2 separate regions of the Homo sapiens genome follow, and region 2 is linked to region 1. Evidence: chromatin contacts called from ENCODE Hi-C or POLR2A ChIA-PET data. All regions are on one chromosome and are shown on one strand. Each heading gives the region's core, a stretch centred on a gene start or an enhancer-like site at or near the end of the contact. The rest is flanking DNA. Distances are from core to core; before and after follow the strand shown.

What was found. Hi-C counts contacts between places; a loop is a spot of excess contacts on that map. ChIA-PET counts read pairs that join two places held with the same protein, here RNA polymerase II (POLR2A).
Region 2: a loop to region 1 is called in a map of posterior vena cava, with 16 times the contacts of the local background. The contact joins the promoter of CCR5 here to the enhancer-like site in region 1. A Hi-C loop is called at or near these places in 1 of 168 maps with a recorded cell type or tissue (posterior vena cava). POLR2A ChIA-PET finds 5 or more read pairs at or near these places in 1 of 52 experiments (CD8-positive, alpha-beta T cell).

What each region holds. Positions count from the first base shown.
Region 1 is chr3:45,217,417-45,220,599 of GRCh38, forward strand. No RefSeq gene overlaps it. Among named protein-coding and RNA genes, the nearest start is that of TMEM158, 7.3 kb to the right of the region's middle. Within about 2 kb of position 1,760, at least 3 of the 41 ENCODE cell types and tissues checked have a DNase peak (open chromatin) inside an H3K27ac peak, as active enhancers do.
Region 2 is chr3:46,369,325-46,372,937 of GRCh38, forward strand. CCR5 (C-C motif chemokine receptor 5) reads left to right here and starts at 1,622. Exons shown (of 2, transcript NM_001394783.1): 1 at 1,622-1,664; 2 at 3,568-3,613. The coding sequence starts at 3,579. CCR5AS (CCR5 antisense RNA) reads right to left here. Exons shown (of 4, transcript NR_125406.2): 3 at 1,920-2,093.

The sequences.
Region 1 (3,183 bases), core at 510-3,009:
GTGTTAACCAACACAGGTCCCCTCTCAGGGACATGGTGATGGCCTTGCACTGGCATGGTGGTATGTGCCTTTCAGGCTGAGTGAGACACTGGAACTCAGTGATCCAAGGAGAGAGGATGGAGCTAGTCCCCTTGGGATAGCTCTGCAGGATAGAAGCCAGCAGAACCTGCTCCCAGCCACCAGGCAGGCTCCTGCCCATGTGCCCCTCCTGCCTGGAGTCTTCCCATGGAGGGTCCTCCATGTGCATGTTCTGCTCTCCATTCTCCCCGTGCCTCAGCCTCCAGCTCCAGGGCACCCACTCCATTCTCCCCTGTGCCTTGCGGTGGGAGCATTTGGGTCTCTCATTTTGTGCGAGTGCGGGGCTGATGAGAAAGGGGATCATCTTTCTGTTCTTAGAGCTGATGTTTCAATTCTCTTTTCCTTCTCTCCTCTTAGTTATTGCCTTTCCTTCTATTTCTTCTGCTTCTTCCCTCTCCAGTCCAAGGGAACCGTTATTAGTAATCATATTTATTATGATTACTGTATAATAATCATATTTATTATTATCACTATTTTCTAGTGTAGTCCTCCCTCAGCAGCTGCAGAGTTATCTAGAAACACAGGAGGGAAGATAGGGCGTAATGTTAAATTCTATGGTAAGAAAATCAGCATCTATCTTGCAAGAACAAATAATACATGGAATTAACTTGAGCCAGGGAATTCCTGAGGATCATAAATATTCTGAAATAAGATTCCAAGGTACTACAATAGCAAGACCACAGTTCTAGATCCTTACACAGTGTGGATCATGATTTAAGTCCAGAGTGGCTACCATAGAAGGCAGCCCTATAGGTAGGCTGGAAATCACAAATGTTACCCCCGGGATAGAAAAGTGCATTGGTAACAGTGGTGGCTCAGAGGGGCCTGGAGTGCCATCGCAAGGGGACTCTGGGGGCTCTGTCAGGTTCTAAACAAGTTTCTCCAACCTGCAGCCACTTGACCTCTAGATTGGGGTTGGGGTATTTGGGGGGTTGGAGAGATAGGGCCAGCAGCCTTCTGTCCCATGCCCACTGACCCTCAGGAAGTCTGATAGGACTGCCAGTAGCCCAGCAAGGACTCTAATCACAGAACAAAAGGGGTCCTGGTGGGGCACCTGGAAGGTAGGTTATTTTCTAGAGTGCCAAAAAAGCTTGCTGGGAGGCATGTTGTCTCCATAGTCAAAATGAGGCCTTGGCATGTTATCAAGATGCCAATCATTTTGATTTTTATCACTGATCCTGTGAAAGCACACAAAAGAATGCATCTTTGGCAGCACTCTAGTGCTTTGAGAGACAGTCCTGGGAATGCTCAGGCAATAAGAACGCCAGGAAAATACTAAGGGTGAGACGAGGAGAAAGGCCTTTAATTGTCCTGAGTGAACAGCCATGCCACCTGTCCTCAGACGACCACAGGAAATCCCCACCCTCCTCAAAATAACCTTGGGCCTTGTCCCATCCCGGGGTGTGGCAGAAAGCATCCAGTGTCAGCACAGGCTTGGAGGATGCCTAGGCTTGGAGGGGATGGTGCACTGGCTGGATCGATTGGGCTGAGGGTTATGTGATCTTGATAGCTGGAAGTGAGGGGCAGAAAAGAAGGCAGCCTCTTAGAAAGACCAGAAACAGAAGATTGCGGCGAAAGCATGGGGGCCTGCTGTCTGCAGAGACCTTGGCTGTAAAGAAAACAGCAGGAGCTGACCGAGGACAGTGTTGCTGTGTGGGGAATGGACAAAAAATTTGTAAATTTAAGTTACTCACCAGACACGGTGACTCATGCCTGTAATCCCAGCACTTTGGGAGGCCAAGGTGGGCGGATCCCTTGAGGTCAGAGTTTGAGACCAGCCTGCCCAACATAGGGAAAACTGTCTCTACTAAAAATATAAAATTAGTCGAGTGTGGTGGCAGGTGCCTGTAGTTCCAGCTATTTGGGAGGCTGAGGCAGGAGAATGGCTTGAATCTGGGAGGCAGAGTTTGCAGTGAGCTAAGATGGTGCCACTGCACTCCAGCCTGGGCAATAGAGTGAGATGCTGTCTCAAAAAAAAAAAAAAAAAAATTAAGTTACTTAGAGCTAATGGGAGATGGTAAGACCAGACGGGTGAGCGTCTTGAAAATGTCTGAGAGCTGGAGGCAAGTAGGAAACTTGTACTTGGGGTAAGAACCAGAGAAAATACCAAGAACAAGAATCCCCGCAGAATGGAGCCTTGGTGAGGAGAATCCAGCGGACCTTAGGCGTCTCCTCATGTGTGGAGGCTGCACAAAGCAGTTTTGCCCTAAAACCAAAGACCCAGCAAGGAAGACCCAAGAAGGGAAGGTGATGTCTGGTAAGTGCCTGCCCACAGTGGACGCAGTAAGCAGCCGTGTTCCAGTTTAAGGTTTGTTCCCCAGCAGTCCCACACATGGTGAAGGGGTTCGGCACTCCCAGCCCAGAATGAGCCCTGTATTGCACTGGGAGAGATGTCCCAGAAGAGGCGCAGCAGAGCCGGGAAGGGCGAAGGCACTGTCTATAGAGCCAGTCTGCCCTGGGGTGGGGAGTTGAAGGGGCGGGGGCTGAACAGAAGGTCTACCAGCAAGAGACCAGAGGGTAGTCAGGAATAGGCCCCACTGAGCACCCATGACAAGGTGCACACAAGGGCCGCCAGCCCCAGTGAGCTGGGTGAATTTGGGCAGTTAGCCTCTGTTATCCCCTCCTTTTCCTAGTGGCTTCTCCGGCCAGAGGAAAAGGCTTAGCTGTGAAATGAATGCCATTTACATTGCTCTTAACTCTCCCAATCCTTTTAGCTCAAAACCTCTTAATCTAGCTGGGAAATGGAGGATATTGGCCCCCAGAAAAAGGAGAGAATAGGAGAGTGAAGACCCACCTCTTCATGCCCCTGATGTTAATGAATCTGGAGGAGGGGCTAGGCCAGGAGAGCCGAGATGCTTGTTCTGACACACTCTCCTTGCTCCCCATTTTGTTTCTAACTATTCTCCTATCCCTCAAGATTCCTAGACCGTGGGGATCCAGAGTGCAAATCTTCCAGATTAAGTTCTTTAGGGATATCCCCTCCTCTATTTTTGGAAAGCTACCAAGCTGATACCGCCATTGTCTGTCAAATGCCCCAGGAGCAGCAGGTAGCTTCCAGCATGGCCAGGTGGCATGGGTGTCAGAGGAGGAGAGTCTAGAGCCAGC
Region 2 (3,613 bases), core at 372-2,871, 1.2 Mb after region 1:
CCTTTTGAATTGCACATATGGGATGAACTAGAACATTTTCTCGATGATTCGCTGTCCTTGTTATGATTATGTTACTGAGCTCTGTTGTAGCACAGACATATGTCCCTATATGGGGCGGGGGTGGGGGTGTCTTGATCGCTGGGCTATTTCTATACTGTTCTGGCTTTTCCCAAGCAGTCATTTCTTTCTATTCTCCAAGCACCAGCAATTAGCTTTACCTTTTCAGCTTCTAGTTTGCTGAAACTAATCTGCTATAGACAGAGACTCCGGTGAACCAATTTTATTAGGATTTGATCAAATAAACTCTCTCTGACAAAGGACTGCTGAAAGAGTAACTAAGAGTTTGATGTTTACTGAGTGCATAGTATGTGCTAGATGCTGGCCGTGGATGCCTCATAGAATCCTCCCAACAACTCATGAAATGACTACTGTCATTCAGCCCAATACCCAGACGAGAAAGCTGAGGGTAAGACAGGTTTCAAGCTTGGCAGTCTGACTACAGAGGCCACTGGCTTAGCCCCTGGGTTAGTCTGCCTCTGTAGGATTGGGGGCACGTAATTTTGCTGTTTGGGGTCTCATTTGCCTTCTTAGAGATCACAAGCCAAAGCTTTTTATTCTAGAGCCAAGGTCACGGAAGCCCAGAGGGCATCTTGTGGCTCGGGAGTAGCTCTCTGCTGTCTTCTCAGCTCTGCTGACAATACTTGAGATTTTCAGATGTCACCAACCGCCAAGAGAGCTTGATATGACTGTATATAGTATAGTCATAAAGAACCTGAACTTGACCATATACTTATGTCATGTGGAAAATTTCTCATAGCTTCAGATAGATTATATCTGGAGTGAAGAATCCTGCCACCTATGTATCTGGCATAGTGTGAGTCCTCATAAATGCTTACTGGTTTGAAGGGCAACAAAATAGTGAACAGAGTGAAAATCCCCACTAAGATCCTGGGTCCAGAAAAAGATGGGAAACCTGTTTAGCTCACCCGTGAGCCCATAGTTAAAACTCTTTAGACAACAGGTTGTTTCCGTTTACAGAGAACAATAATATTGGGTGGTGAGCATCTGTGTGGGGGTTGGGGTGGGATAGGGGATACGGGGAGAGTGGAGAAAAAGGGGACACAGGGTTAATGTGAAGTCCAGGATCCCCCTCTACATTTAAAGTTGGTTTAAGTTGGCTTTAATTAATAGCAACTCTTAAGATAATCAGAATTTTCTTAACCTTTTAGCCTTACTGTTGAAAAGCCCTGTGATCTTGTACAAATCATTTGCTTCTTGGATAGTAATTTCTTTTACTAAAATGTGGGCTTTTGACTAGATGAATGTAAATGTTCTTCTAGCTCTGATATCCTTTATTCTTTATATTTTCTAACAGATTCTGTGTAGTGGGATGAGCAGAGAACAAAAACAAAATAATCCAGTGAGAAAAGCCCGTAAATAAACCTTCAGACCAGAGATCTATTCTCTAGCTTATTTTAAGCTCAACTTAAAAAGAAGAACTGTTCTCTGATTCTTTTCGCCTTCAATACACTTAATGATTTAACTCCACCCTCCTTCAAAAGAAACAGCATTTCCTACTTTTATACTGTCTATATGATTGATTTGCACAGCTCATCTGGCCAGAAGAGCTGAGACATCCGTTCCCCTACAAGAAACTCTCCCCGGTAAGTAACCTCTCAGCTGCTTGGCCTGTTAGTTAGCTTCTGAGATGAGTAAAAGACTTTACAGGAAACCCATAGAAGACATTTGGCAAACACCAAGTGCTCATACAATTATCTTAAAATATAATCTTTAAGATAAGGAAAGGGTCACAGTTTGGAATGAGTTTCAGACGGTTATAACATCAAAGATACAAAACATGATTGTGAGTGAAAGACTTTAAAGGGAGCAATAGTATTTTAATAACTAACAATCCTTACCTCTCAAAAGAAAGATTTGCAGAGAGATGAGTCTTAGCTGAAATCTTGAAATCTTATCTTCTGCTAAGGAGAACTAAACCCTCTCCAGTGAGATGCCTTCTGAATATGTGCCCACAAGAAGTTGTGTCTAAGTCTGGTTCTCTTTTTTCTTTTTCCTCCAGACAAGAGGGAAGCCTAAAAATGGTCAAAATTAATATTAAATTACAAACGCCAAATAAAATTTTCCTCTAATATATCAGTTTCATGGCACAGTTAGTATATAATTCTTTATGGTTCAAAATTAAAAATGAGCTTTTCTAGGGGCTTCTCTCAGCTGCCTAGTCTAAGGTGCAGGGAGTTTGAGACTCACAGGGTTTAATAAGAGAAAATTCTCAGCTAGAGCAGCTGAACTTAAATAGACTAGGCAAGACAGCTGGTTATAAGACTAAACTACCCAGAATGCATGACATTCATCTGTGGTGGCAGACGAAACATTTTTTATTATATTATTTCTTGGGTATGTATGACAACTCTTAATTGTGGCAACTCAGAAACTACAAACACAAACTTCACAGAAAATGTGAGGATTTTACAATTGGCTGTTGTCATCTATGACCTTCCCTGGGACTTGGGCACCCGGCCATTTCACTCTGACTACATCATGTCACCAAACATCTGATGGTCTTGCCTTTTAATTCTCTTTTCGAGGACTGAGAGGGAGGGTAGCATGGTAGTTAAGAGTGCAGGCTTCCCGCATTCAAAATCGGTTGCTTACTAGCTGTGTGGCTTTGAGCAAGTTACTCACCCTCTCTGTGCTTCAAGGTCCTTGTCTGCAAAATGTGAAAAATATTTCCTGCCTCATAAGGTTGCCCTAAGGATTAAATGAATGAATGGGTATGATGCTTAGAACAGTGATTGGCATCCAGTATGTGCCCTCGAGGCCTCTTAATTATTACTGGCTTGCTCATAGTGCATGTTCTTTGTGGGCTAACTCTAGCGTCAATAAAAATGTTAAGACTGAGTTGCAGCCGGGCATGGTGGCTCATGCCTGTAATCCCAGCATTCTAGGAGGCTGAGGCAGGAGGATCGCTTGAGCCCAGGAGTTCGAGACCAGCCTGGGCAACATAGTGTGATCTTGTATCTATAAAAATAAACAAAATTAGCTTGGTGTGGTGGCGCCTGTAGTCCCCAGCCACTTGGAGGGGTGAGGTGAGAGGATTGCTTGAGCCCGGGATGGTCCAGGCTGCAGTGAGCCATGATCGTGCCACTGCACTCCAGCCTGGGCGACAGAGTGAGACCCTGTCTCACAACAACAACAACAACAACAAAAAGGCTGAGCTGCACCATGCTTGACCCAGTTTCTTAAAATTGTTGTCAAAGCTTCATTCACTCCATGGTGCTATAGAGCACAAGATTTTATTTGGTGAGATGGTGCTTTCATGAATTCCCCCAACAGAGCCAAGCTCTCCATCTAGTGGACAGGGAAGCTAGCAGCAAACCTTCCCTTCACTACAAAACTTCATTGCTTGGCCAAAAAGAGAGTTAATTCAATGTAGACATCTATGTAGGCAATTAAAAACCTATTGATGTATAAAACAGTTTGCATTCATGGAGGGCAACTAAATACATTCTAGGACTTTATAAAAGATCACTTTTTATTTATGCACAGGGTGGAACAAGATGGATTATCAAGTGTCAAGTCCAATCTATGACAT